Regions from separate parts of the Homo sapiens genome. Here all the other regions are linked to region 2. A link is a contact called in ENCODE Hi-C or POLR2A ChIA-PET data. All regions are on one chromosome and are shown on one strand. Each heading gives the region's core, a stretch centred on a gene start or an enhancer-like site at or near the end of the contact. The rest is flanking DNA. Distances are from core to core; before and after follow the strand shown. Region 1 holds the start of FOCAD (focadhesin). Region 2 has its middle 140 kb from the start of SLC24A2. Region 3 overlaps MLLT3 (MLLT3 super elongation complex subunit). Region 4 has its middle 17 kb from the start of MLLT3.

Evidence for each region. A loop is a pair of places that touch in the nucleus more often than their neighbours do. ChIA-PET counts read pairs that join two places held with the same protein, here RNA polymerase II (POLR2A). Pooled maps may share reads with other maps.
Region 1: a loop to region 2 is called in a map of naive thymus-derived CD4-positive, alpha-beta T cell, with 6 times the contacts of the local background. The contact joins the promoter of FOCAD here to the enhancer-like site in region 2. A Hi-C loop is called at or near these places in 3 of 168 maps with a recorded cell type or tissue (CD4-positive, alpha-beta memory T cell and naive thymus-derived CD4-positive, alpha-beta T cell), 4 of 37 single-sample maps with no recorded cell type and 13 of 50 pooled maps.
Region 3: a loop to region 2 is called in a map of mammary epithelial cell, with 4 times the contacts of the local background. The contact joins two enhancer-like sites. A Hi-C loop is called at or near these places in 4 of 168 maps with a recorded cell type or tissue (CD8-positive, alpha-beta T cell, IMR-90, mammary epithelial cell and 1 more), 9 of 37 single-sample maps with no recorded cell type and 20 of 50 pooled maps. POLR2A ChIA-PET finds 5 or more read pairs at or near these places in 1 of 52 experiments (activated CD4-positive, alpha-beta T cell).
Region 4: a loop to region 2 is called in a map of testis, with 4 times the contacts of the local background. The contact joins two enhancer-like sites. A Hi-C loop is called at or near these places in 3 of 168 maps with a recorded cell type or tissue (kidney, left colon and testis) and 6 of 50 pooled maps.

What each region holds. Positions count from the first base shown.
Region 1 is chr9:20,682,410-20,689,059 of GRCh38, forward strand. It overlaps FOCAD (focadhesin), which reads left to right and starts at 1,850. Exons shown (of 44, transcript NM_001375567.1): 1 at 1,850-1,884. FOCAD-AS1 (FOCAD antisense RNA 1) reads right to left here and starts at 2,341. Exons shown (of 2, transcript NR_121601.1): 1 at 2,159-2,341; 2 at 893-1,132. RefSeq lists a silencer at 1,453-2,152 and an enhancer at 1,552-2,292.
Region 2 is chr9:19,923,144-19,930,419 of GRCh38, forward strand. It overlaps a transcript of SLC24A2 not described here. Among named protein-coding and RNA genes, the nearest start is that of SLC24A2, 140 kb to the left of the region's middle. RefSeq lists enhancers at 3,008-3,302, 3,228-3,337. Within about 2 kb of position 3,293, at least 3 of the 41 ENCODE cell types and tissues checked have a DNase peak (open chromatin) inside an H3K27ac peak, as active enhancers do.
Region 3 is chr9:20,546,968-20,553,810 of GRCh38, forward strand. All of the region lies in intron 2 of MLLT3 (MLLT3 super elongation complex subunit), which reads right to left. Among named protein-coding and RNA genes, the nearest start is that of MIR4474, 48 kb to the left of the region's middle. RefSeq lists an enhancer at 4,920-4,979. Within about 2 kb of position 4,349, at least 3 of the 41 ENCODE cell types and tissues checked have a DNase peak (open chromatin) inside an H3K27ac peak, as active enhancers do.
Region 4 is chr9:20,635,533-20,642,561 of GRCh38, forward strand. No RefSeq gene overlaps it. Among named protein-coding and RNA genes, the nearest start is that of MLLT3, 17 kb to the left of the region's middle. Within about 2 kb of position 5,084, at least 2 of the 41 ENCODE cell types and tissues checked have a DNase peak (open chromatin) inside an H3K27ac peak, as active enhancers do.

The DNA.
Region 1 (6,650 bases), core at 600-3,099, 760 kb after region 2:
TAGGTAGGTGCATGACCTTGGTCAAGATGCTTCACTTGCTGTACTTCAGGTTCCTTATTTATAAAATGTGGGTAATAACTGTAACTGCCTCATAAAGTTGTTCTGTGGATTAAATAAATTTATATACTTAGAACAGCGCTGTTTACAGAGTTATGTGTTTAATTATAATTTTGACTAATGAGCCTCAAGAAATATAGGAATAGAAGAAAAAATATTAAAATAGTCCTAAAAGAAATACTGGTGCATTTGGAAGACTGAAAGAGAGTATCATCAAAGTCCATAAAAAGGGAATTATAAGCCTTATAAAACTCCTTTGAAGCAAAGGATAACAGAGGTTGAATAACTTTAAGTAGGTTCAATATTGATTGATTGAATGATTGATTGTGACAGTCTCACTCCATCAGAGGCTGGAGTGCAGTGGCGCCACCTCGGCTCACTGCAACCTCCGCCTCCCGGGTTCAAGCGATTCTCCTGCCTCAGCCTCCTGAGTAGAGTAGCCGTGACTGCAGGCGCGCAACCCCACGCCGGGCTAATTTTTGTATGTTTTTTTTAGTAGAGATGGGGTTTCACCACGTTGCCTAGGCTGGTCTTGAACTCCGCCCTCCTCGGCCTCCCAAAGTGCTGGGATTACAGGTGTGAGCCCCCCCACCTGGCCCCAAGATTAATTTAGATAAATTCTTAGAGGGTGAATGCATAGTTGGTTATTGGGAAAACTGTTAACGGTCTGTGATACATAATTACTTTTCTGAGGTGATGGGGAACCAAATTCTTCCTACAAATGAGAAACAGAACTTCTTGTCTACACATTAAAATGACTTTGGAAACTTAGAAAAATATCAATGTCAAGATCTGGCAGCAGACCTTTTTCAACCAAGTGATGAGGCCCAGGCACTTGTTTTTTTATTTTTATTTTTTCCTAAGGGTGCCCCAGGGTTTAGAAACAACTAAGTCAGATATTTTTAGAGTAATTTGTCTTAACTCTTTCATCTTGCGTAAAATTTCCATTCTGTCATCCACAACCGGAATTCCACTCCGTCATACCAGTCTCTCCTCGTTTTTTTCTGCTGGCTCTTTTCAGCGTGTTTCATCGTGGCTGCTGTCTGTCTGTTACAGCCTTCTCACGTGGGAGCCCCTGCCCCGCCCCACGAGAAAATACATGTTTATCATTCAGTAAGTATTGCGCAAAATCGTAACAGAATAATTACTCGCGCCAATTCCCCCCAGATTAGATCAGCAGAAACACTTGGGCTAGAACTACCTCAGGACTATCTAACAAGTGGATATACCACAGTGGCGTGGAGAGCTGCAGTGTTATGTGTTGGCCAAATGAAGTAAAGACACCAAGTAGCTATTAGGCGAAGAACGAAGCGTCTTCGCGGCAAGTCGGCTGTCTGCTTTAAATTTTCTGAATCCTTAATGTTATCAGTATTATTTATTTCCCCCGAGAAACAAAATCTCCAAATACCAAGAAGCTGTTCTGTATTGCCAAAAGCTGCATAGGGGCAGGCTGCCAACAGGACTACCCGGGCACGCTGCAGTGGCATCTCTAGGCAGTTTCCTTTAATCTGATTTTCCTTGGGCTAACTCCTCACTGCGGTGCTGCTCCACAGCCAGCCCCCGCGCGCAGCCCTCCCCGCACCAGCTCGGCTGCAGAGCGCGGGTCCGCCGCCCACGCCGCCTTTCAACCGCAGTGCGCGGCCCGGGCCTTAGACGCGCGTGCGCGCGAGCCGGGGAGGGCGGGCCCCAGCCGGAGGAGGCGGAACAGGGCCTCGCGATATGCAGCCCATTGGCTCTCTCCTGCAGTCCCCGCCCCCGGGCGTTCGAGGCGGCGGGGCGGGCCACGTCAGGCAGCCGGCGCTGGGCTGAGCTTGTGGCAGAAGGGAGGTAAGCCGTGCGGGGCGGCGGGCTGCCACCGCTGCACCCCTGCTCGGGAGCCGCCGGGTCGCGCCGCCTGCGGCCCGGTCGGCTTGCATGGAGGGCGGCTGAGGCCCTGCGGGGCTGGGGCTGAGCTGGGAGACGGGGCAGTGGAGCATGTGGCGGCAGGGCCGCGTCGCGGCGAGGGGCAGCCGGGAGGGGGCTTTTTGCCCTCGTCCGGTCCTGCTGGGGCTCTCAGCTTCTGGAGGACTAGGCCTTCTGAGGTTACGGAGCTCCGAGATACCTGGGCAGGGCTGGCTGTGGTGACTGCGGTGGGACTTAGTGGGATCTCGACTCGGAAGCCGGTCGGCGCGATCCTTGCATACTTAGCTGCAGCAGGTTGCAGTCGTCCCACTCTCCTTCGACCGGTTCCCTAGTTGGGGGCAGAGCAGGAGATTCTGGCCGCGTCCTGCCTGGCCTGGGGTGACTGTCTCCTTCTCATTCCCGGTGACTCACTCAGATCATGTCCACTTATAATGCAAAGGCTTATGGGTGAGCAGGGCCTGTTTTCAGTCTCCTAGTTCTCTGGCTCCGTCCGCACTTGCGGCAATTACTTGAAGAAAGAGTATGTTAGATGTATGTTTTGAAATTTTCGCAGCAGCTAACGCGTGGAGACGTGCAGTTATGTTGCATTTACCCTTCATGAGTTTTAGTTTCAGCTGTGGCGTCCTGATATCTCAGTGTGGTTCCTGAATTTGGAGCTTTTGAAATGAATGAAATCCTGCCAATTTCATGCAGTCATTCATTCATACATTCCAAACTTTTTTGATGGATGCCTTAATGGTCAGCCTCATACCAGGTATTAAAATCGGCATTTCCTGCGTTTTATTCCAGTTTATATGTTAGTTTTATTGTCTAGATTTGAGTTGGAAATTTTTTTTTTTTTTGTTATTTTCAGGTTCTAGTATCCCTGAAACCATCGTGGCTCTGAGGGTGTAATCCTGATAACTGTATCAGTAATGACTCCAGGTTTCAGTGGCCTATCTGTAAGAAGAGGAATGGGATTAGTATAATTTTGAGATTTTCCAGGAGAGGAGGGTAGATGGCATGTTTCCTGAACTGTGTTAACAGGAAGTAACTATTTTAAAAACACAGGATGCATTTTATGATTATGTTTTACTGTGTCAACGAACATTGTATCTGTCCACATTCACTTTTTGACTACCAAGCAAGTGCATGTTTACAATTTTGATTCACATCCAATTCCTGCGTAGAAAGCACTGTGACTCATCTGAATTTTGAAATGAAGTAATCATGAGCTTTTTAATGTTACATACAAAGGTATGATATTGAAACAATTGCATAAAAATGCAATTTTCAAAGCATTTTCACTTGCTTTTATAGATTAGTGGAAGCTAAAACCTCTGCCTTGATTATTTGCTTACTTAATCAATGTTAGGTAGTTACCATCTCTTGGCTAATGTTTATCAATATTATATCTATTTTAACATTTGTTTCATTAACCCCAAATTTACTGGATTTTAACTGATTGTTGTCTCCAGTTGACGCCTGATAACCAAAAGGTTATCAGGAGGAGCTGGAGGAGGCGGAACACAGCCTCGCGCCCTGTAATAAATAGTTTGAAATCAAAATTTTCATGGACGTATAACCAGAGTTTTTCATTTGTTGATTGATTGATGGTGCTTACCGGTAAATCGTTTGGCCTTTTTCCCCGTTTAAAATGATTTATGAAACAGTCTGAGACATAATATTCTTAGCTTCATGATACTTTTGGGATATTGTCCACAAGTGATTAGTTGAATTAAATTGTTAATATCACTATTAGGAGTTTGGAAAATTTAAGAAAATATAACTTCTTAAAATTTTGCATTTGCTATTTTTTTGTTTGTTTGGAGACAGGGTCACTCTGTCGCCCAGGCTGGAGTGCAGTGCTGCGATCTCGGCTCACTGCAACCTCCGCCTCCCAGGTTCAAGTGATTCTTCTGCCTCAGCCTCCTAAGTAGCTGGGATTACAGGCGCATGCCACCACACCCAGCTAATTTTTGTATTTTTAGTAGAGACGGAGTTTCACCATGTTGGCCAGGCTGGTCTCGAAATCCTGACCTCAAGTGATCCCTCCGCGTTGGTGTTACATCTTTCAGTTCTAGAAATGGACCTGATCAAGATTGCAAGGTTAATGGGGAAAATTCAAGAGCTGAGGACATTAACCTTCTAGCGGGAAAAAACCACAATGAGAAATAATAACTATATTTGGAGGAAGTGTAAGGAAATAATAGTTTAAGGATTATTAGTCTATAACAAATCTTGATCTTAATCAGTATTTCTTGATGTATAACAAAGAACTTGGTTTAAGCACAAAAAGAAAATTAGGGTGATAATTTAAATTTTGATCAAGTGGGTAGTAAGTATTTCTTTAGGAGATGAGAAATCTATAGATCTAGAGATGCATGGTATAATAAAGTATGGTATACTTATATGAGTATAAGTCTGTGATTCACAATTAGTAATAGATTGATGGAGGTTTTGTTACTATTTCCACATGATAAGAAACAAGATTTGCTAAGCTGATAGGACAAGGGATATTTGTGAATTTCCTCCATGTAAATGATTTGAAACAACAAAGTTTTAAGTGATGTGGAAGAGCCCATCTATTTTCAAACAATGGATTGAAATGTAGTTTTTGTAACCCTCTAAGTACTTCTGGCCTCATAGTTTTTTTTTTTTTTCCCCCTACTCAGGTCATATTGAAAGTAATAAAATTGTGTTTATGATTTTAAAAGTTTATATTGGCTTTCATTTAATTAGTCTGAGTTACTTTAGTTTTATATATTTTGAAGATGTTCCAAAACCCTTGACTTTAAATACTGTATAGCTTTCCATTGTTCATGAAAGAAAACATTTCTTTAGGCCAAAGGAAATTGAGAATCCAACTTGCATAGATAGTCAGTTTATTACTATTATTTAAAGATTTATCTTTTTACTTGCCCGGGGACCAATGAAGCATCCACTGAAGCTCCTAAACTGGAGAAGGTATCTTCTAATCTCCTTTTGGTCAGATGAGTTCTTGCTAATTTGGCTGATACATATGTTGAACAAATGTAATACAGTAATTGTGGGTGTTGTAACTGTAGTTTTATGAAGTTTTTTTGGTTGCCAGGGTGTATCTTTCCCTTCTCTCTTGACAAACCTTTCTATTTGGCCTACCTGCTTTCATAATTTATTCTTAAGTTCTACTCTATTTCCCAATCATTGCACATGTTGGTTTATGTAACCAAACCTGATTTTAGTATATGCTATTAGGACATACACGTGGAGAAGAATGGAGGAAACTTTTTATTAAATGTTTTTAATTGTTGAAACACTTAAGTAAATGTGATTTTTAAAGACTCATAGTTATTAAAGGTATTGTATTCATTATTTTTTATTTATTCCTTCATTCAGCAAAGACAGCAACTACTTTGGTGCTAGGTCCTTAACTTATCTTTAAGGAACTTACAGTATTGCATGGACTTCATAAACAACACCAAAATACAATGGGATAAACATTATAATTAGTCGTTCACATAGTATAGTGGGGGATAGAGAAAACTGTGTGCAAGGTTTGAGGAGATTCAGAGAAGGCTTTATGGAGGAATTTTCATCTGAATTGAAGTTTGAAAGTGAGTAGGAATTAGTTGGTGAGGTTAGAGGATAAGGCATTCTGGGCACAAGAAAGCAGTGAGGACAAATAGATAGGTTAGAAACGGGACATAGACCCTTAATGTGTTAAGATAGAGAATAGATCAACTTTAAAAAGTAAACAAGGGTAAATAATGAAAGTTCTCTTCCACACCGTGTTAGCCATTTTGAGCTTTAATCTGGAGGCTATGTTGATCCATGAGTAATAGATTTTAAGTGGAAGAAAGTTAACATCAGTTTCATGAGGCAATGTGAGGAATGAATTGTAGTGGGGTAAGGCAGACATTTGCATTACATGTGACAGAACTCCGAAAATGCAGTGCTGCTGGAGAGAAGAGGATGAATTCCAGATATATTAAGGTGATTGAGTTAGTGGCCAGATGGATGTAGGGGATGAAGGAGTGATGGAGTCAAGGATACCTCCTAGGTTTATGACTTGCCGAGATAGGAATCACATGAGCAATATCAGATGTATGGGGAGAATAAGATCAGTAGTCTTGGACATGGGTTTAGGTCACACAATTGGTGCTGTTCAGTGGGTATTTGGCTGCTTTGGCCTGGAGTTAAAGAGAGGATTCTAGGCTGGAGATAGAGATTAGGATGCTATCAATTTATAGGTAGTTAAAACAATGTGAGAATGGATGATGCCTAAGAGAGTTTGTAGAATAAGAAAGAATAAAGCAGAAGGGAAACGCTGGGAAACACTACCCTGTAGGAAAGATGACCCAGTGAAAAAGACAGAAGGAACAGCCTAATGACAGTGGATGTCTAGAAGATAAGGAGGGAGAGAATCCAACAAGAAGAGACTGGTCAGATGCCATAGGGAATAGGAGAAAGAGCTAACTACAGTTTTTGGAAGGTTTCCCAGATAGGCCTGGATCATTAATTTGTAATAATACTAGTTCATATGATTCTGTGACTTTTGGCAGCAAAATTCAGTAGAACCAGAGATGATAAATAGTTGGATTGATACAGTATTTGGATTTTGTTACGTGCGTATGGTAAGATTGCAAAGGAGTTGAAACTATTGGTGAAAGAATGGTCAGAGTGATGGAATGTGAAGTTTAGACTGGATAGGGATGACGATAGAGCCAGGA
Region 2 (7,276 bases), core at 2,043-4,542:
GGCACACACTAGGGAGGTCAGGGATTTATAAGGCCTAGAAGCCTTCCATCCTTTAGACTGTTAGAATGTTCTGAAAGATGTCCAAGGACACCCAAGGACTTACCATACTTTCCTGCATTTCATGAATTTCTTTCATATTTTAATGTTTCCTTTAATGCATCACATAATAGATGACACGTTTAACATTGAGGTGGTGGGACTCTGTTCCTTTAAAGTCTTCATTGAATTGATAATACTTTTAAAATATACAGTATCTTAGAATGGAGGAGGCATGGTATCCAGCCATGATGAGGAAAAGCAGCCACCCCTGCGCCCTGGGACCTTTCCTGACCTGGCTCTTTCCACTCCCTACCTACCCAGCCACACATCAAGAAGCAGTCCTTTGTCATTTATTAGCCCACCTTGGAAGCCACATTGCCGCAGTTCTGCTGTGCTCTTGGTTGAAGCAGTCACAAGCCCACCCCACTCATGGAGGAATGACAAGTTCACATTGTTGAAGAACATATGAAATGGGGATATAGTTGTTGTCACCTTTGGAGAATGTGATCTGCCAAACATCCCCCAACAAAGACAAATAAATAGATAGTTGGATCATTTCTTTCTTTTTACTTTTTTTCTGTTTTGAGACAGAGTTGTTCTTGTTGCCCAGGCTGGAGTGCGATGGCACAATCTTGGCTCATTGCAATCTCCGCCTCCCAGGTTCAAGTGATTCTCCTGCCTCAGCCTCCCGAGTAGCTGGGATTACAGGTGTGCACCACCATGTCTGGCTAATTTTTGTATTTTTAGTAGAGACAGGGTTTCACCAGGCTGGTCTCGAACTCCTTACTTCAGGTGGTACACCTGCCTCGGCCTCCCAAACGGCTGAGATTACAGAGAGTTGGATCATTTCTAAAGGGAAGTGGGTAGCAAGGGTGATGAACAAACAGAAATTACACTGTGTTCACTCCGTTATGCCACCGTCATGCCTGTGAGGGAGCAGAGCAGCTGGCTGTACAATTTCTTTAAGGAACATGGATATATACCCAGTTGGTTCAGGCAATGGGTGTTACTATCAAACTGTTTGCAGAGGAGTAAGGAAAACAAAAATGAGAGTAGCCAGGATGTCCTTCTCAGTCAGCTGAGATGTGACAGCTTGTTTAGGGTGGTTGTGCAATTTCAGATGTGTCATCCCCAGCCTCAGATATCAGTGTTTCTCTTTGCTAGAGCTCTACCATTATGGCTGCTTTTGGGGGAGTCCACCACCCCATTTCTCCTGCAGTTACCAGTTACCTTATTCCCTGCTTTTCCCCTTTTCTTGACTTACACCCCTTGTGGCTTCTAGAATGTCATCTTGGTCAGGTTTCCATCACTGATCTAGTCAGCTGTGTCCATCAGTGGGATCAGTGCTTCCAGATATCTACCCAGCAGAAGCCACTGAGGGTGTGGCTCCTCCTCAAGAGCCAGTAAGGACCCCATGAGGGTGTGACTCCTCCTTAAGAGCAAATAAGGATCCCATGTCTTATGGCTCAAAATAAATACTTTTCATTGCCTGCAGATGTTAATTTCCTAAGGTTAGGCCCAGGGTGAATAAAGGAGGAGAAAAGAAGACTGAATCTCTGAGGGTAAAACACAGGACAAAGTGAAATGACTTCTTCACCAAAGTAACCACCAAACTGCCTAGCATCTTCCTGCTCTCCTGTCTCTGGGAGAGTCTATTGTTTGCCCCATAATTACTATCCTTCAGCTCATTTGGCTCTTAATCATGCCTTTGAATGCAGCACAGACAGAATGAACCCAGCTCTTCTGACTGTTCTAGGCTCAGTACTCTTGAAAGTCAGGCTTCAAGTAGAGTCAATTCTAAGGGGTCTTTGGCCCCAGAGCAGTCAATGCATCAAAGTGGAATTTTCTATAGCATGCTTGGACCCTTGGCATCCAGCACCAAAGTAAAACACAGCTTGCCTTACATAAGGGAGCCTACATTATCACTCCCAGAATAACTGGTGACCCCACAGACCTGCACAGATGTGCTGTAGAACAAACAAACATCAGACGTTCTCTATAAGGACAGGTCTAGGCTGCACCTTTATCTATATCCAGTCAAAGATATATAGATTTATAGTGACCCAGAAAAGAATGCAGAGGAACCTGGAGAAAGCACCCTGCTGCTTAGATCTACAAATTTTGTTCATCTCATATATATAGGCACAGACAAAAAGGAATGTTGACAGGCTGTATTTACTTGATCTTTTTGTCATCTCTTAGAATCTAATACATGTGAAAATTTTGGCATAGGTAAGCACAATTACTTGTGGTAGACATATATATTTGTGAAGCTGTAACTCCTTGTGTATATATGTTTTATTCTTTACACATTAGTTCTTGCTGCCAAAAAGCTCTACATTTTATAATTCAATCAGCCAACACCTGTACCAAGATTTGGTCACTGGGAACTTCAAATATTTCGTATTTGAGAATGGGGAAAGAAAATCTGCAGAAAAAAAAATTGACCAGAACCTGCGTCATGTATTTTTCACAGGAAAGCTAATTATTAGAGGAGGATAAAAACCTGAGGTTCCCTGACTAGGGAGTGGAGTCTAGACAAGGGATCTGATGTGACAGGGTTCCTTCTCTATCCTCTTCAAAATGTAAGGAATGTTTGGCTTCTGGATTGTGTCAGAAAATAGAAGTAACAAATAGTCTTTATTCATAAAAAACTGGCTTTTCCTGACAGAGATTTTAATCGTGTGCTACACACGTGAATCCTTTTTAAAGAAATTGCTAGGGGCTGGGGAATTTCCAAGCCAACCTCCATTAACCTGCAGATTGAGCAAGACACACATCTGTTCTTTAATTGCACAGTATTTCGAATCAAAACAAACAAGCCCTTCCACAGAAAAGGGCCTGTTTTCCTGGTGATGGTTTTGGCTCGAGTTACCCTTTGTGTTGAGTATGTCTACTCTTCAGGCCATAAGGTAGCGATCTCACCGACACCTCCCTGTGTCACGATTCCCCTTAGTAGTCTGTGCTGCAGTCACTAAGCATGACCACTAGATGGCGGGAGAGGACTGAGTTGAGGTTATGGCGGCGGCTCCTTTCTCCCTGCAGGGTGGGAGGAACGCTGTTGTCTCTTTTTCTTCCTGCCCCTTTGTTTGACTTCACCATTCTCTGTTTCCTTTTCGCTCCGCTGTAGTTACGTGACTCACCTTTCATTCAGTACCTCCCTTCAAGGAAAGCCCTGTCTCCTGTCCTTGGACTGGGATCACACAGAGTTCTTGGGATGACCCTGGCTCTCCCGCGCCAGCCGCTCTGCTGCCAAGCGCAAGCATTCGCTCCCAGATGCTTCGCCCAGTTCTTTGCAAATGTCATCCAATCAGTGTCCAGGTGTTCACGGCTCATCACTGGCTTACTGCTCTGGTCTACATAGCTTGGGACATTGCTGTTTATGCAGGTATAAAAAAAAAAAAAGAAAAACAAAAGAAAGAAGGAACGGCAGCATCACAGAATGTGAATCAGAATATTAGTCTGTGGTACTGGGAGAGAAAAAGAAGATTCCCCAGAGAGGATGAAGACCAAACAGACTGCAGACCTGCCATCTCTCTACACTGCACTTGGATTGGCCATTTGCTGTATGCACCCGGGAAAAAAATTCAGAGGACCATGCTGTTGTGATAGCTGACCTAAAGACATTCTGGAGAGCACATGAGTTTGATTTTTACAAATGACTTAATAATCTGGGGGACCAAGCCAGGGCTGCAGAGTCTGGAAGAGCCCCCGCCAGCGGTGAGCAGAGGAGGAGGAGACCCAGAGTCAGGGGTGGTAGAGGAACGGGGTTTCCCAGGCCTCTTTTCACAGCAATTAGAGGTCTGTGTTCTCCTTGAGGCAGGGGCGTAACTCCCACAAGTGTTAATGAGATTTAACGAAGAGAAAGGGAGACTCCAGAGCTGCATTTCCAGTCGGGGCTTCCACAGCAGCAGAAGAGGACAGAGTTCTGCTGCTTCCAGCCGGACCTGGCAGAGAGTCCTGGAAGCCTGGACCTTAGCATGTTACCTTCATCAGCAATTCCACACTCCAGCCGGCATCGTAAGTCCCCAACCTGTGGTCGCCTAGCCCCTTCTACGAACCTTGTGAAGAGAAGCTGCCTGTGCCTTGGGCTAGAAAGTTCTCTCGCACTCTATCCAGTGCTTAAGCTCGCCTGCCTAGGTTTACATCCCAGCTCTGCTGAGTTTCCAGCTAAGCCTAGTTTCCTCCTCCAAAAAATGGAGATAATAAATGGCACCTACTTCACTTGCGGATCTAATGAAAGTCAAGAGCTTAGCACAATGTTTGACCATATAAAGTACCTCTGAGTGATGATGATGATGAATTTGGGCCTAGAATTGACATCTTAGTCATATGAGGCAGAACCTAGTTCTAAGGAAACACACCTCAGTGCCATGATAGAAACATTTCATCATGAAAACCTAAGCAGTTGTGCAATGAAAATCCCTGTCATTTACAACAATTCCCCCACCCCCCACGTACTTGGGATAAATTAGAACCAGGATGGGCCAAGTTTCTCGTCTCGCCTCCTCTTTTCCTCAGTGGCAACCGTGTGATTTATGGCTCTGACGGGAGAGCCAACCAAACTCAGTTGTTTCAGCTGATTGTCCCCGTGAGTTTTCAGGTTGATGTGAAATCCAATGGGGTGTGAACTGAAACCCAAGATCTCCTGAAAGCCCCATGCACTAAGCTCAGTAAGGGACCAAACCAAACCAAACCAAAGCTCCCTCCCTCTTGCCTGGCACTCCTGGAGCTCACAAAAAGCCTGCCACTTGTGAGCCTGTGTGCCTGGAAGGGTCTGCTGCACCTGGCTGGGGGCCCCTGGGCCATTGTTTTCCTGGCAGCAGCAAGGAGGCAGGTCTTCGGCTCACTCCTGGAGCTGGCCCCACACCAGCGACCTCAGAAACCAGGCAGGCTTTCATCCTGGGGTCTCCTAGGGGTTGGTTACACAGAGAGAGTGAGGCTTTGTTGGAAGACTCTCAGAGGCCTGGCCAGGTTTTCCTCTCACAGCCAAGAAGCAGGTTCTAGTTCTTTCCAAACCCTTGATACCTTCTAAACTGAAAAGCGGCTGCCCACTCAGAATTTGGGCTAGGCCATGGAGATGCTAAAAACCTTATCTTTTAAAAGGGAATTGTTACTGTCTCTCTGAAAAGACTGCAGGGTTTCTAGGAGATTCTGAAATGATGTATACAGCTAGAGTCTAAAAAGGTGGAAGGAGAGGTTTCTGGGTAGGGGGTTAAAAGTGTAAGCTCTGGAGGCAGGCAGACCTGGGAGCAAGTCCCAGCTCATACTCTTCATAGCTGAGTGACCTTGAGAAAGTCACTCAATCCCTCTGAGGTTCTCTTTGTTCTTTTGCTCCCTGCTCACTCTTCATCTTACCCTGTCTAGCCCAACGTTTTTGGTAGTTCATGTTCCAGTCAGAAGAAAAGACCAGTGAGAACTGGGATTTATAATAATTACAATCATCAAAATTAACTGAGTACAGTGCTCAGCAATTTATATCAATTTCATGTAATCCTGAGAACCCTTTTATAAGGTAGGCATTGCACTGATTCACATTTTACCAGTGAGGAAATAGAAGTTTAGGAAGGTTGCCAAAAACTTAGAATGACCTTTCTAAAATATGTCTGGTTCTATTAGTCTTTGGTTTAAAATCTTACCATGGATTTATCTTCAGGATAAAATAAAATTCTTTAACACAGAAAAAAGGACCCTTCCATGCTGTGAGCCTTCAGGATTCAGTGGTTAACCAGTATCATCTTTCTAACTTCCTGACCTGCAAGTCTCCCTCTGACCACACTGAGCTTTCACCCTTCCCTAGCTGACTGAGGTGTTCTTGCACCTCCAAGAATCTGCACACAATCTTTTCTTCTTCCTTCATATCCTTCTGGATCTGGCTAACTCTGACTATCCTTCAAGACATGGTTGGGTATCGCTTTGTCTGGAGAATAACCTGTATGCCCCCAAAGATGGGGATAAACACCCTTTCTAGATGATCTGGTAGTTTCTGAGTCTGCTTCTAACAAGGTTAACTCCAAATTCCTCAGCCCAAGACTGAAGGGAACTCCTTTCACTCCTTTTACCCTGGACTCTCACCCGTGCAGCTCTCTGGCAGCCGGAAGTCCAAGATGCCCATGGACTCTTAGCAAGCCATTCACAGTCTTCATTTAGGGAATTTTAGTAGAGTCTGCTGAATTTGTCTTAAATAGGCTGACTACAATGATTTTTTAAAATGTATACAATCATGCACTGCATAACAACTTTTCAGTCAACAACAGATCAAATATATGATGGTGATCCCAGGACCTGAAAATATCCTATTGCCTGGTGACATTATAGCCATCAGCATGTGGTAGAGCAACACATTACTCACTTGTTTGCCAGTTGTAAAAAAGAATAGCACATACAATTACATACAGTACGTAATACTTGATAATAATAAATGACGATGTTACTGGTTTGTATATTTACTGTACTATATTTTTCACAGTTATTTTAGGGTGTACTCCTATTTATTAAAAAAAATGTTAACTATAAAAAGCCTCAGGCAGGTTCTTCAGGAGGTGTTCCAGAAGAAGGCATTGTTATCATAGGAGGTGACAGCTCCATGCATGTTATTTTCCCTGAAGAACTTCCAGTGGGACAGATGTAGAGGTGGAAGACAATTATACTGATGCTCCTGACCCTGTGTAGGCTAATGTACATGTTTGTGTCTTGGTTTCTAACAAAAAAGTCTAAAAAGCAAAAAATATTAAAAATTTTAAACAGAAAAAAGGTTATAGAATAACGATATAAAAATATTTTCGTATAGCTATACAATATATTTGTGTTTTAAGCTAAGTGTTATTACAAAAAGTCAAAATTTTAAAAATTACAGCGTTTATAAAGTAAAAAACTTTATAGTAACAAAGGTTAATTTATTATTGAAGAAAAATTGTTTATACATTTAGTGTAGCCTAATTTTACAGTGTTTATAAAGTCTACAGTAGTATACAGTAATGTCCTAGGTCTTCACATTTACTTATCACTCACTCACCAACTCACCCAGAGCAACTTCCAGTCCTGCAAGCTCCATTCATGCCCCATACAGGTATACCATTTAAAAAATCTTCTATAGCATATATTTACTCTAGTGTTTCCACATTGAGATGTATTTAAATACACAAATATTTATCATTGTGTTACAATTGCCTGTAGTATTGAGAATAGTAACATGGTGTACAGATCTGTAGCCTAGCAGCAATAGGCTATACCATAC
Region 3 (6,843 bases), core at 3,099-5,598, 620 kb after region 2:
CACTGGATTCTTCCCCGTATATAAGGCCCAGAAACACCCCATGTCTTGTTTGCTGGCTCTGGGTCTCTTCTTTGGCCTCTTGAATCTGGTGCCATCCCCACTGGAGTCAATAGGAGTTTGGCACAACAGATACTGGTGACATTAACATAATATTTTATTTAATATACCAAAAATAGTTCCACTTTGTAGTGAATATTAAAAATTGAGATATGTTATATTCTTGTACTCATATACTTTTTTTTTTCCTGTAGAGATGAGGTCTTACCATGTTGCCCAGGCTGGTTTCAAACTCCTGGGCTCAAGTGATCTACCTGCCTCAACCTCCTAAAGTGCTGGAATTACAGGTGTGAGCTACCATGCCCGGCCCTCATACTGTCTTTAAAATTTGATACATGGCCAGGCATGGTGGCTCACGCCTGTAATCCCAGCACTCTGGGAGGCCGAGGTGGGTGGATCACCTGAGGTCAGGAGTTTACAACCAGCCCGGCCAACATGATGAAACCCCGTCTCTATTAAAATACAAAAAAATTAACTGGGTGTGGTGGTGGGCACTGTAATCCCAGCTACTCGGGAGGCTGAGGCAAGAGAATCTCTTGAACCTGGGAGGCGGAGGTTGCAGTGAGCCGAGATCGCACCATTGCACTCCAGCCTGGACAACAAGAGTGAAACTCCATCTCAAAAAAAAAAAAAAAAAAGGTACATACACTGGACAGTGGCTCACGCCTGTAATTCCAGCACTTTCGGAGGTGGAAGCAGATAGATCACTTGGGCCCAGGAGTTCAAGACTAGCCTGGGCAACAGAACAATAACTTGCCTCTACAAAAAATAAACAATATTAGCCAAGTGTGGTAGTGCACACCTATAGTCCTAGCTACTCAGGAGGCTTAGGTGGGAGGATCCCTCAAGCCCAGGAGCTCAAGGCTACAATAAACTGAGATCACATGACTGCACTCCCATCTGGACAACGCAGCAAGATCTTATCTCAAAAATAAAACAAAATAAAAGTTGGTACATATTTTACACCTATAGCACATCTCAATTCAGATGCTAAATTTTCATTTGACTACTTGACTTGTATCTAGAGTCCAAAAAAACTTTACAGTTGAAAAGGTAGATTCACATACCCAAGTTGCTCTAAACATATTTACAATTTTCCATTAATTGAATCAAGCCTCTTGTTTAAGTTTAAAATTAAATGAAATTTAGAATTCAATTCTCTAATCTAACCACATTTCAAGTACTCAACAGTCAAATTTGCCTAGTGACTGCCATATTGGACAGCATATGTCTAACAGGAACAGGAAAAAGCATCTATCTCATCAGTTGGCTCTATCTTCTCCAGTTCTCTGACATTGCGTTTATGATGGCTCTCGTAGTATCTAACTGGTACAGGCTGAGATTAACCTCCTCCGCAAGGAAGACATTTTTGTTCTCTGAAAAGCCATCAGCATTTGGAGTCTGAACAATGGTAAATGAAAATATTTTAAGTTTTCCAGGGGGGTGCTAAATACAGATTACATTTGACATCCCATTGGAGTACATACAGTAAATGGATTTTAATTGTAATAATTAATTATTGGAAACACCAAGGGTAAAACCTGCTTACCCTAATTATGTGAAATTGTTCTAAAATCCATTTGGAATGGCCCTGTTAAGAGTAAGATTGAAGAAAAGTCATCCCCTGTCCCAGGTGTAATCTCTTCTGCGGGCTCTGGGCAGCAGGCTGATAAAAAGGCAGCAAGGAGCTGCAAAAAGAATAAACTACTCACCTGAATGCCTTTGAAAGACTGATGGGCAATATTTGTTGGGAATTTGAATATTCTCAAACTTACCAAAACACATATTTTGCTCAAAGATTTTTTTTTTTTTTCCAAACAGGGTCTCACTGTGTCAGCCAGGCTAGAGTGCAGTGGCACCATCACTGCATCCTCGACCTCCCCCGGCTCAGCTGATCCTCCCACTTTTGCCTCCCAAGTAGCTAGGACTACAGCCATGCATCTCCATACCCGGCTAATTTTAGTATTTTTTGTAGAGAGGGGGTTTCACCATGTTGCCCAGGTGGGTCCCGAACTCCTGGGCTCAAGCAATCCACACACCCGGGCCTGCCAAAGTGCTGGGGTTACAGGCATTAGCCATCACGCCCTGCCTCAAAGATATTAACAAAAATAACAATAATAATAAAATGAGGCATTAGGAATAGTGCCTTCATTTGACAAGGCACAGGCCACTCAAATCACTGATTAAATTATAAGATTCCTTGGCAACATCAGAATGAGAAAAGCCAAGTAGCTATAATTTGTGTGAGCCAAAACACTGGACACAAAGATAAAAATGACATCAGGCTTTGCTTTCTCTACAAAGAAACACCAACAATTGTTGGTAACAATCTCTGTTACCAACCCAGCATGGTTTATAACAACAACAACGACTAACTCAAATAGTTCCTACTAATAATATTAGTAGTAATAATAATAGCTAACACATATATGCCATTTACTCCGTGCCAGGAACTGTCCTAAGCATTTTACGTAGTTAACTCGTTTAATCTGCCCAACAACTCTAGAAAGCAGGTACTTTATGCGACCCATTCTGAAGATGAAGAAAGTATGGAAATGACAGTTAATGAACAAAGGTCACACAGGCGACTGGCGGAAGACCTAAGGTTTGAACCTAAACAGTCTGGCTCCAAATGGCATGCTTTTAACCACTACGCTGTACAGCCAAGACTATCAAATTCACCTTGGCTGGTCTGAGAATTATAAAGACCACTACCTACTCAGACCTTTTAATCCCACCCTGACAGAAATACAAATACATGAAAACTTCTTTCCACATTTACTCACCAAAGATCTTTGCGCAGTGATCCATTCACTGTGACCACCATCTCTCTTCTTAGCACATGCGTGCAGAAAATCTAGTTCCAAAATGGAGTCAATCCAACCAAATTAGGAAATTCCTATTCTACTCCCCTCTGCACCTCAAGAATTTCATACAACTGAATGTTGATCTCAACAGAAATCTTGTGGCTCATCACTCATCTACAAGAACTGCTAACTAAGGAATTGCTTCTAATATCATGAACTCCAAACCCACTTCAATAATGGGGGCATGGACACACGCATTAAAATCTCACCTACAATTCAAAAACTCACAATCCCATCTTAGACAATAGTTCTAATCCCACGTAACAAGGTTGATAATGAATTGCCAACTATTTCTAGTTTCTCTACTCTTACTTGCCCCAAAAGCTCAAAGCACTTCATGAGAGAAGTGACTTACAAATAATAATGACAGAAGCACCCAAGTAAAAGGGGAAAAGTAAGGACCCAGATACACAGCCCTTCCTTCATCAGAGATGTGTATTTCACCCTGGCTTTCCACCCTATTGTTCTTATTGTATGATTCCCTCTTTTCTTGCACTTGGATTTCTTCCTTGGTGCCATTCGTTTCACTGTGTGTGTGTGTTGTTGTTTTTTATTTTTGAGACAGGTCTTGCTTTGTCACCCAGGCTGGAATGCAGTGGCACAATCACAGCTCACCATAACCTCGGCCTCCCAGACTCAAGTGATCCTCCCACCCCACGAGTAACTGGGACCACAAGCACACACCACCACCACATGACTAAATTTTTTTTTATAGACAGAGTCTCACTATGTTGCCCAGGCTAGTCTTGAACTTCCTCGGCCTCTTTAAAATGTTGGGATTACAGGCATGAGCCACTGTGCCCAGCTGTGTGTATTTTTTAATATGATAAAGCTTGTTTAATATGTTACAAAGTCTTATTTATTTTATTTATTTAGTTTTTTAAGAGACAGGGTCTCACTCTGTTGTCCAGGCTGGACTGCAGTGGCATGATCATAGCTCACTATAACTACAACCTCCTGGGCTCAAGCAATCCTCCCACCTCAGCTTCCCAAGTAGCTAGGACTACAGGCATGTGCCATCATGCCCAGCTAAATTTTTTTCATTTTTTTCTTGGTAGAAATGGGGTCTCACTACATTAACCAGGCTAGTCTCAAACTCCTGGCCTCAAGTAATCCTCCCACCTTAGCCTTCCAAAGACTGGGATTACAGGCGTGGGCCACAGCACCCAGCCACAAAGTTTTCTTTAAATGGCCAATTCGGCTGAGGAAAAAAATACTCATCGTGAAAATCAAGTAGGTCAATATGTTGGCTAAAATTTCCAATTGCCTTTAGCAGCCAGCAGATATGAAAGTAAAAGGAACAATCCCAATCCTTGAGTTTATTTTTAGGCTCCCCAAGAAAGAATAATAACATACCTGGTTTAATTTCTCAAGTACTCCTATATTTGATAACTCACTGAGCTGCTTTTTGTGGCCTCTGTGACTCTTTAATCCAATGCATTCCACAAAGCAAAGATCACTTTAAAGCACTCTCCCCACCCCATCCTCTTTCTCACAAAAGGTGATGTTTCATTTTCCCAACTTCCTTTTGGTAAATTATTACATGGACCTGCTTTCCCTGGGAAAAGTCCAGAAGCATATCTTCTAATTTAAGGAATGTACCAAACATTTTGAGTCCTACAGACCCTTCTGATTGGTCATGAATGTAACAATCAGCCTTTCTCCTGTGACACTTTTAATTCAAAAACAAACCCAAGGCAACCTTCAAAGCTGAAAGTGCTGAAATTCCAGAATCAGAAAAGAAAAAAAAACTTGCTCATTGATCAAGGTGACACAGTGCATGACTTCAGTATTTAATAGAGTGCTAACTACTGTATACTTAAATCAACTTCCATAAATTCCCAATGATGATACAAACCATTTACCTGGAGGCCCCAAAACATAAAATCTATGACAGACTTTGATATTAATTTTTATTGAACATTAACATTACACCCTATAGACATGAACATATTACCTACGATTTATGCAGCAGTAGACTTTTGTAACCTCACGAAATTCATGTTGTTAAGTCTTCATTCAACCCCCATCCCCCTACGTGCACAAACAAATACACAAACCTGCTCTGATAAAATCAACAATTACACTTGCTTCCCTCTCTGAGTTGCCAAGTCATCAGATCCACCCACCCGGATCCCTTTATGACTGTAAAGTTTATGGATTACTTATTTCTCACGGGTTTTGCTTCCTGACATACTGTAACCACTTTCCTTTTATAAAGCTCTGATCAATTCTCAGAAGCATATTGGCAGAGGACAGTGAGCAACAGTAGCAAAGATGTTTTTAGGATTTTATTACTTGGAGTCTTGTTTGCAAAGAACTTTACACTCACATCAGAGCCTTCTTACACTTTAGAAATGGAAGCATTCGTAATCCTATTTAACACACACCAAAAATAAGGTTAAGTCACTTGCAAAAGACCACCCAGTAGATACAAGGTAGAGTTCAGGTGCAAGGTAGCAAGTGTTCCATCTACCCTTTTAATTTCCTCAGCCACCAAAATTCAAGTTTTTGTTTTTTAATTAAGGCTGACATCACTCGTGTGAGCAGAATCAGCTCATCACATGCGGCACCACTAGCAGCTAGACTCTAGCTGCTAGAACATCTCCTTCCCAGTTTGTTGTTGTTATCGTTGTTGTTGTTGTTGGGGCAGAATAGACGGTTTGAGAGCAGAAGAGGCGAGAACAGAACCTATGAGCCCAGTGATAGGTGTGATAATAAAGACGAGTTTTGAGTTTCTGATAAGCAGTTTATTTTTAAGGACCCAAAATAATCTACCTTGACATTCCTCCCAAGTAATACATTCATGTTTTTCTTGATAACAATATAACTGTTATCCAAATAAACCTTAGATTTACTTAGGAAATAGTTTTAATAGAAAGTTTAAGAAGTCAAATATAAGACTAGTATTACCATATAAAAATCCCACGTAGAATCTACTTTTTCTCATCAGGCAAGGTCCCAAATAAAAAACCACTTTCAGTAATGAGCCTTGTAAAGGTACAACCTAAATGTTTTTTATATGCTTATCAAAAAGTTGCAAGGTAAAAAAATAAAATTTTTGTCTCATGAAAATTCAAAACCACATACAAAATTTGTATTTTTCTAATTAAGACTTTCCCTACATTGGACATCCAGAAAGTACTACAGAACATATGAGAATCTGATCTTTTATTATGAGTAATAGGTGTTTCTTCTTCACCACCAGAGGTCAGAATCCAGAATTAAGTCCTTATTTTTCTAAAGTATTAAAGTTTTATACTTTAACCTCATGAATCTTGGAGCAACTTTAAAAGCCACTTAAAACAAAACAAAAAAGCCCTCATTTCTCGACACTAAATGTAACTGTAGAAAACAGTTTCACAAAGGAAGAAGAGAGGGCAGACATTCTGGTTATTTCTTCCCCCAAAATACTCTAGAAGAGCTTATATGCATATCCACAAGGAGGTAATAGTTGTTGAGTCGGCCTCACATTTATTCGCAGATTCAACAAAGGACAGCTGACAAGCATGTGCCAGGCATGGTGTTAGGTGCCCAGGACATGAGAGAAAAAAAATCCCTCCACTCATGGAGAAATCTGACCTCAATTCCATCTGACCTCAATTCATCTGTAACACTCATTCAACAAACACACTGAACACCTCCTAGAGCCAGCATGTTTGGAATGAACGATTTGTCTATATAAGATCCTGCTCATTATCTTGCCTTTCTACTGAAATAGAGTTTATCCCATGCCTATGACAGAAAATTCATCTCTAAATATTATTCTACTATTCACTGGACTTCCCCCAAAAGGCTGGTCAAATTACTTGACCTTTTAGACATTCTTATCTTACAGATCTAGAAGACAGGAAACAACAGGAGCTTGAATATGTAACTAAGTTTTTATAACTACATTAGAAACTTTCCTTGCCTGTAC
Region 4 (7,029 bases), core at 3,834-6,333, 710 kb after region 2:
GAACTCAGAGGTGTAGGAAAAAGAATAGGAACAAAGTCCCAAAGACTTCTAGGCTTAAGGGTGAAAGAGGGTTGGGGTGGGGAAAGTGAAAGTGGGCTATGAGAGATAAGGCTGCCTAGCTGAATAGACTAGCCAATGGGAGAAGAAGAGAGGATTTTTAAGAAGTATTGGAGGTCTGTGAGTCCTTTTCATGAGGTTCAAAGAAAACCTAAAGGTCTTGGTATTTAAAAATATTTATGTTCACATAGCATTCATTTCTTGTCAAAAGAACTGCTCTGGATTTGAACCACAAGGGATTCAAAAACTTTTTTTTTTTTAAAGCTTCAGACTATTAACAAATATTTTAAAGTAGGAGGCTTTTAGTCAAAAGGTTGTAGGCTGGGAGATACATCTGTGATCCAAAGCTTTCTCATTTCCATAGAACATGGCCTGAATACTTCTTGCCTTCTCTAGGACTGCCCATACCCCTGCTTTGAAGGAGGGATGGCTAATCTGATGGGTGAGGGTCTGACATTCATTGAGTCTTTCACTTCTGGTGAAAGTTTCCAGTAATTAATAGCCACCGGCCCAAGATCTCTTTTCCCTCCACACTGTCAGCTGCAACACAGGCTCTGCTTTTGCATACCCTCTCTGGTGGCAACAGACATATAATTCCAATACAATACAGTCATTGTTAAACAGGGCTCTGATCAAGGTAGAGTAAGAGCAGAAAGGAAAGAGGTGCAGGGTTTGGAGGAACTCGTTCACAATTGGACATCCTCCTTTACTATCCACATCACTTTTTAGTCATGCTATTTTGTAGTTCAACATTACTATGGTGAAGTTATTTTGAGTATGTATTGTTTTATGTGAAAATTAGATGGTAAAAACTCACTTAAACAGTATATACATATAAATGTGTAGATAAATAAGAATTCACTTTTGTAAACCCCTAAGATAATGGCAAAAATTAAAAACATTGCTTGGACAATGCGATTATGCCCAGAAAAAAACCGTGTCTTCCATAAGTTTTTGATTTAACACACACTTATATATGTCAGACACTGTTGTAAGCACTTTACAAATATTAACTCTTATTCCAACAATACCTCCATAATGCTGGAATACTTTTACTTCCATTTGAGACCTGAGCTAGTAAGTAGCAATGTTCTGGGGTGACCACTGTCCTTGTTTTAGTACTGACAAGTCCTGCATCCTTATAGAACTCCTCAGTCCCAGCACAACCAGCATGGTTGGTCATCCTAAAATTCAAACCCTGGCAATCTAATTCCATACTCCAGGCTATTAACATGTTTTCTCTCTTATAACAGTGCAGGGATAACTCTAGTAAATATAGAAACACCATGTGTAGAAATGGACCAAACAAAAGCAACCCTGAAATCTGGGCCTGCTACAAGATGCTCTACTTATAGACGCTACAAGTAGAAATTCACCTTCAACTCACCTAGTCTCCCAATAAACACTCTGGAATGTACTAGGGTTGATTTGCATCAGTTGCTTGCAGCTGGAGAGCTGCAAGGCAATTGCAGAATCTTCAGAAAGGCAGAGGGAGGAGCAGGGGGATTGGAAATCCTCTGATAAAATGGCTTAGAAGATGACTCACTCTTCCTAAGTAGGACCCAGTGGCGAACTTGAAAAGTCTGTAAATCCAACTGGGAGTACTTTATGTTGTTTTCTGCTTTGTCTGACTGTTTCTGTACATTTATATATTCATGGCTATTAAATAAACTTCCGTTGTCTGTGTCTTTTGGCCTTTTCCTTTCAATCACAGTAACAGCCTTGTTGTGACAGCACCACACTAAGAAGACTCTGTCAAGGCAGGGAGCCCAGAGGACAGAGAAAATGGCTGGGTTGTCCCATGGGCAGATGTGAAAAATACCCTAAAACCTCCTTCATGTGGTGAAGGATGCAAGTAAAAGATAGGAAATATATCAGCAGGGCCTTTGAGTCTAAGCTTATGCAATCACCTCTCAAATCACTTGCTTTTCTCTTCCACCTTGGCATTCCAGGAGGAGCATCACTACTCTCCACCTGTCTTCTTCTTTGGCCAATAGTAGGTAAAAAAAGAGCCAACAACAGAGTAGGATTCCTCTCCCCCCAATTCATATCTCGCTTCTCCTATAAAAAGACATAGAGAGAGGAAGAAACAATAAATACTATTTAAATAAATGATTGTGCTTGGTTTCTTCCACCTAGATTTTGTGTAGAACTACTTGCTGTGAGAAAGTAAAAAAAAAAAAAAAAAAAAAAAAAGCCTAATTGAGATTTGCATATTCAAATACAAGACAAGGAAAATGCACCCAATCTGAGATGGGAGCTTAGAGAAAGAATAACTGAGGCATTAACACTTGAGATGATACTGGAGGGTAAGAGTTTATCACAAGGATGAGGAGAGGGTGTCACAAGGATGAGAATGAAATTGGGAGCAAACATTTAACAGATATTCTTCCTTCAGCCTGGAAAGACACTAGGAAGGGTGGGGGTGGGGGGGCACTGAGAAAGGAGAAGGTATGGCAAGCTCAGTAGCTATACTTATTCTAAGGTCTGACTGAAGGAAAGTGTTGGGAGATGAGGAATCTCCTCAGAAAGGGTATTCTGTTCATGCTCAACAGATTAAGAGTTTTCTATGCCTGACAAGAAACCACTGAAAAAATTTGAGCAGAGGTATGATATAATCAGATCACAGTATGAGAATATTTGTCACAGTCCTCAGGAACGTGCCATGCAAAGCCATGGTTACTGGCAAACTAGTTATTAAATGGACCAGAAAAAGAAAAACAAAACATTGAAGAGCTCTTCAAAAGGGAATATGAAACCAATGAAAACGATGAAAATATTTAAATATATGAAACAACATAAGTCAAAAAATGTTAAGGCTGGGTGCAGTGGCTAATGTCTATAATCTCAGCAGTTTGGGAGGCTGAGGTGGAAAGATTGCTTGAGGCCAGAAATTAGAGACCGCCCTGGGAAACACAGAGAAACCCCGTCTCTACAAGGAATTTTTTTTCTTTTAATTAGCTGGGCATGGTGGTGTGCACGTGTAGTCCCAGGTACTCGGGAAGCTGAAGTGGGAGGATTGCTTGAGTCCAGGAGTTTGAGGTTACAGTGGGCTATGATAGTGCCACTGCACTCCAGCCTGGGTAACTGAATGAGACCTTGTCTCTAAAACTAAAAAGCAATAAATAAATAATAAATAAATCAATAAATAAATAAAAAGAGAAAATAAAGATTTTAAACTATGTAAGCTAAAAATGTACTTAAGGATGAAGAAGAGATAGTTCACAGAATGAACAAATTCTTGACCTCAATACTGATCCAGTAAGGATCAGGGAGCATGCATTTTCCAAACTGTCTCCAACAATAGCAAATAATGGTCAATGGCTGGATATTCTAAACCAATGTAAAGTAATGTATAGAAAAGTCATAAGGACTGGCTTTTGGTCTCTGATTGCCTCACTAAATAGCACTTTATTTTGTTTTTTATTTTAAAAAGTAGAATGAGATTTGTTTTAATCCTTAGCATATATGTTTATTGGGCTTTCTGCAGGTTATTGACTTTTTTTTAGAGACAATCTCACTCTATCCCCCAGGCTGGAATGCAGTGCTGTGATCATGGCTCACTGCAGCCTTGAACTCCTGGGCTCAAGTGATCCTCCCACCTCAGCCTCCCAAATAGCTGCCACTGCAGGTGCATGCCACCACACTCAGCTAATTTTTTAAAAAGATTTTTGTAGAGATAGGGTCTTACTATGTTGCCCAGCCTGATAGGTTTTTATTTATTTATTTACTTATTTATTGTCATAGGGTCTCACTATGTCACCCAGGCTGATGTACAGTGACATAATCATGGCTCACTGCAGCGTCAACCTCCTGGGCTCAAGTGATCCTCCCAACTCAGCCTCCTGAGTAGCTGGGACTACAGCCATGCACCACCACACCTGACAAATTTTTGTATTTTTTGTAAAGACAGGGTTTTGCCACGTTGCCCAGGCTGGTCCCAAACTCCTGAGCTCAAGCGATCTACCTGTCCCAGCCTCCCAAAGTGCTGAGATTACAGGTGTGAGCCACAGCTCCCAGCTCCAGGCTGGCAGGTTATTGACTTAAAATTTCAATTTTTACATTCTTTCCTAATGTTTCATCACAGTTTATTTTCTAAAACTGATATTCTATATATGGTTTTATTTAGTTTAATACTTGTTCATTGAGAAATATTTCTTGAATGCCTATTTTTTTTTCCTTAGGCCCTAAGGAACCAATAATTAATAAAGACAGATGGACAAATCTGGCTGCTGTCTTTATGGAGTTTACAGTCTAGTGGAAAGCAAACAATTATAATGTTATATGTGTAAAGAACATGACAGAAACTCAGCTTGCCTACCCAATATTTATTCGCCACATCTTTCTTGTGAAGAGAATCCCAGCTTAGTTAGGGGTAAGCAACATGCCCAATTGTAGCAGATTGTATTTCCCCAAAATGGCCACAGTAATATTTTGTTTTTTGTTTTTTTTGTTTTTGAGATGGAATCTCAGTCTTGTCGCTCAGGCTGGGGTGCAGTGGCACGATCTCGGCTCACTGCAACCTCCGCCTCCCAGGTTCAAGCTATTCTCCCGCCTCAGCCTCCTGAAGTAGTTGGGATTACAGGCATGCGCCACTACATCTGGCTAATTTTTGTATTTTTTCAGTAGAGACGGGGTTTCACCATGTTGGCCAGGCTGGTCTCAAATTCCTGACCTCAAATGATCCACCTGCCTCGGCCTCCCAAAGAGCTGGGATTATAGGCGTGAGCCACTGGGCCCAGCCCACAGCAATATTTTGGTCCACTTGCTCTTCCATACCTCGCCACCCCCAGATCAAGTTGTAAAATCGACTTCTCTTCCCCTTTAACCAGGCAGACCTTTGTATTTTCCACAATGAATAGAATACAGCACAAGTGATAATGTGTGACTTCCAGGTCATAAAAGGCGATATGGTTTCTACCTCAGTCTCTCTTGGGACCCTCACCCTTGGGACTCAGCTATCGTGGTGTGGGAATCCAAGAACCCACATGAAAAGCTCATGTGTAGGTGTTCTAACCACAGTTCCAACTGTGTGAGTCTTCTTGGCCGGCAGCCAGCAACAATTGCCTCTAGGCTGATGCCAAGTGAAGCAGAGACAAGCTGTCTCTGCTAAGCTTTGCCCAAATGGCCTATTTGTGAGAAAAACACATTTTCATTCTAAGCCATTAACTTTTGAGTTGGTTTGTTTCACAGTAATAGAAACCTGGAAGATCTGCTTAAAAAATTGCTTTACCCAGCCTTCCTGGCAGATTGGTTAGGCATGTGACATAATTTTGACCAATGAGATAGAAAGAGAAGCCCATGGGTGAGGCTTCTGAGAAAGACTCAGCAGATACATGACTGTAAGATCTGGACCCTTTGTTCCTCCTTCTGCCTACGGCGCAGTGACAGCTAGAGCTCCAGCACCATTTTGTAAGAATGAGAACAAGAGCCACACTTTAAAGATTCCAGGACAGACATGTAGAAAAGGTGCTCAGCATTTTTAATCATTAGGGAAATGCAAGTGAAAACTGCAATGAGAAATCATTTCACACTTCTAAAAGGACAAACATTAAAAAGATTGACACACTAGATTTTGATGTGGATGTGGAACAAGTAGAATTTGCATACATTTCTAGTTGGAGTATAAAATAATACCAATCTTTGATAAACTGTTTAACAGTTTCTAATAAAGATAAAAATATACCTATTCTATGATCCATCTGGATTCAACTTCTAGGTGTTTATGAAACATAAAGACATATCTTCACAAAAAGACTTACGTAAGAATGTTCATAGTAGATTTATTTGTTATAGGCCAAAATAGGGAATAGTCCGTATGTCCACCAATATGAAAATTGGTAAAATGGATAAATTGTGCCACATATACTACATTGGAATACTGTTCAGTAATAAAATAAGAATGAACTACTCATATATGCAACAACATAAATGAATCTGAAAAACGTTATGTTGAGCAAAAGAAGCAAAATACATGAATATACATATACTATCTGATTCTACTTACATGGCATTCCAACACATGCGAAACCAATGAATTGTGGTAGAAATTAGAACAGTAACTGCATTTTAGAGGAATTGACCAAAAAGGCACAAAGGAATTATTTGGGGTGCTGGAAAAGTTCTACTTTGGAAACCAGTTGGGATATTGGTTACCCAGAGGTATACAGTCATCAGAATTCATCAGACTACTCACTAAGTTATGTATACTTTACTAGATGTATATTATAAAACATTAGTTCACTAAAAATAAATATGGTCATACTTTTCAATGGCTTATTTACTAGTGAGATCCACTGAAAGGAGCTATGACTTAAATATTATTGATTTGCTGTGATAGCTAACTTACAGCAGCAATGTTTAAACTAATACTAGGAATGAAAATATTTTGGTGACCAGGTCTCACCTACAAGTAAAATACTATCTCCAATTCGTTTACCCAAAACAAATATATTCTATGTTCTACATCAAAACATGTTCAACATGTTTTATTTCTCCTTTTCCCAAGCTAAGATAACCATAACAAGGTTATTTAGGCAAATCCCCATACCAGCAACTGACAGGGTTTCTTGATAAAGGTGATATCTCAGCTGAGATCTGGGTTACAGAAGGATTTATCAGCCAAAAAGGAAGAGAGAGAACAGAAGTAAAATGAAGCCCCAGGGACAAGGGAAAAATACACACACACACACACACACACACGCACACACACAGGAGAGAGAGAGAGAGAGAAAGAGAGGTGGAGAGACAAGCAGGCAGTCAGAAACAGAGAGATAAAGAAACTGAAAGATGGTCAGTGTCCATTGAAAAGGCTTAAACAACTATCTAAACAGGAGAAATAGTGCTTGATTGAGAAAGAACACAGAGAATCTTGAGAAGTATCTTCATCTGGATGGTGGTTAAATGGGTATGCACATATGTAAAACCCATTAAACTTTACATTTATATTAGCACACTTCACATATTTACTGT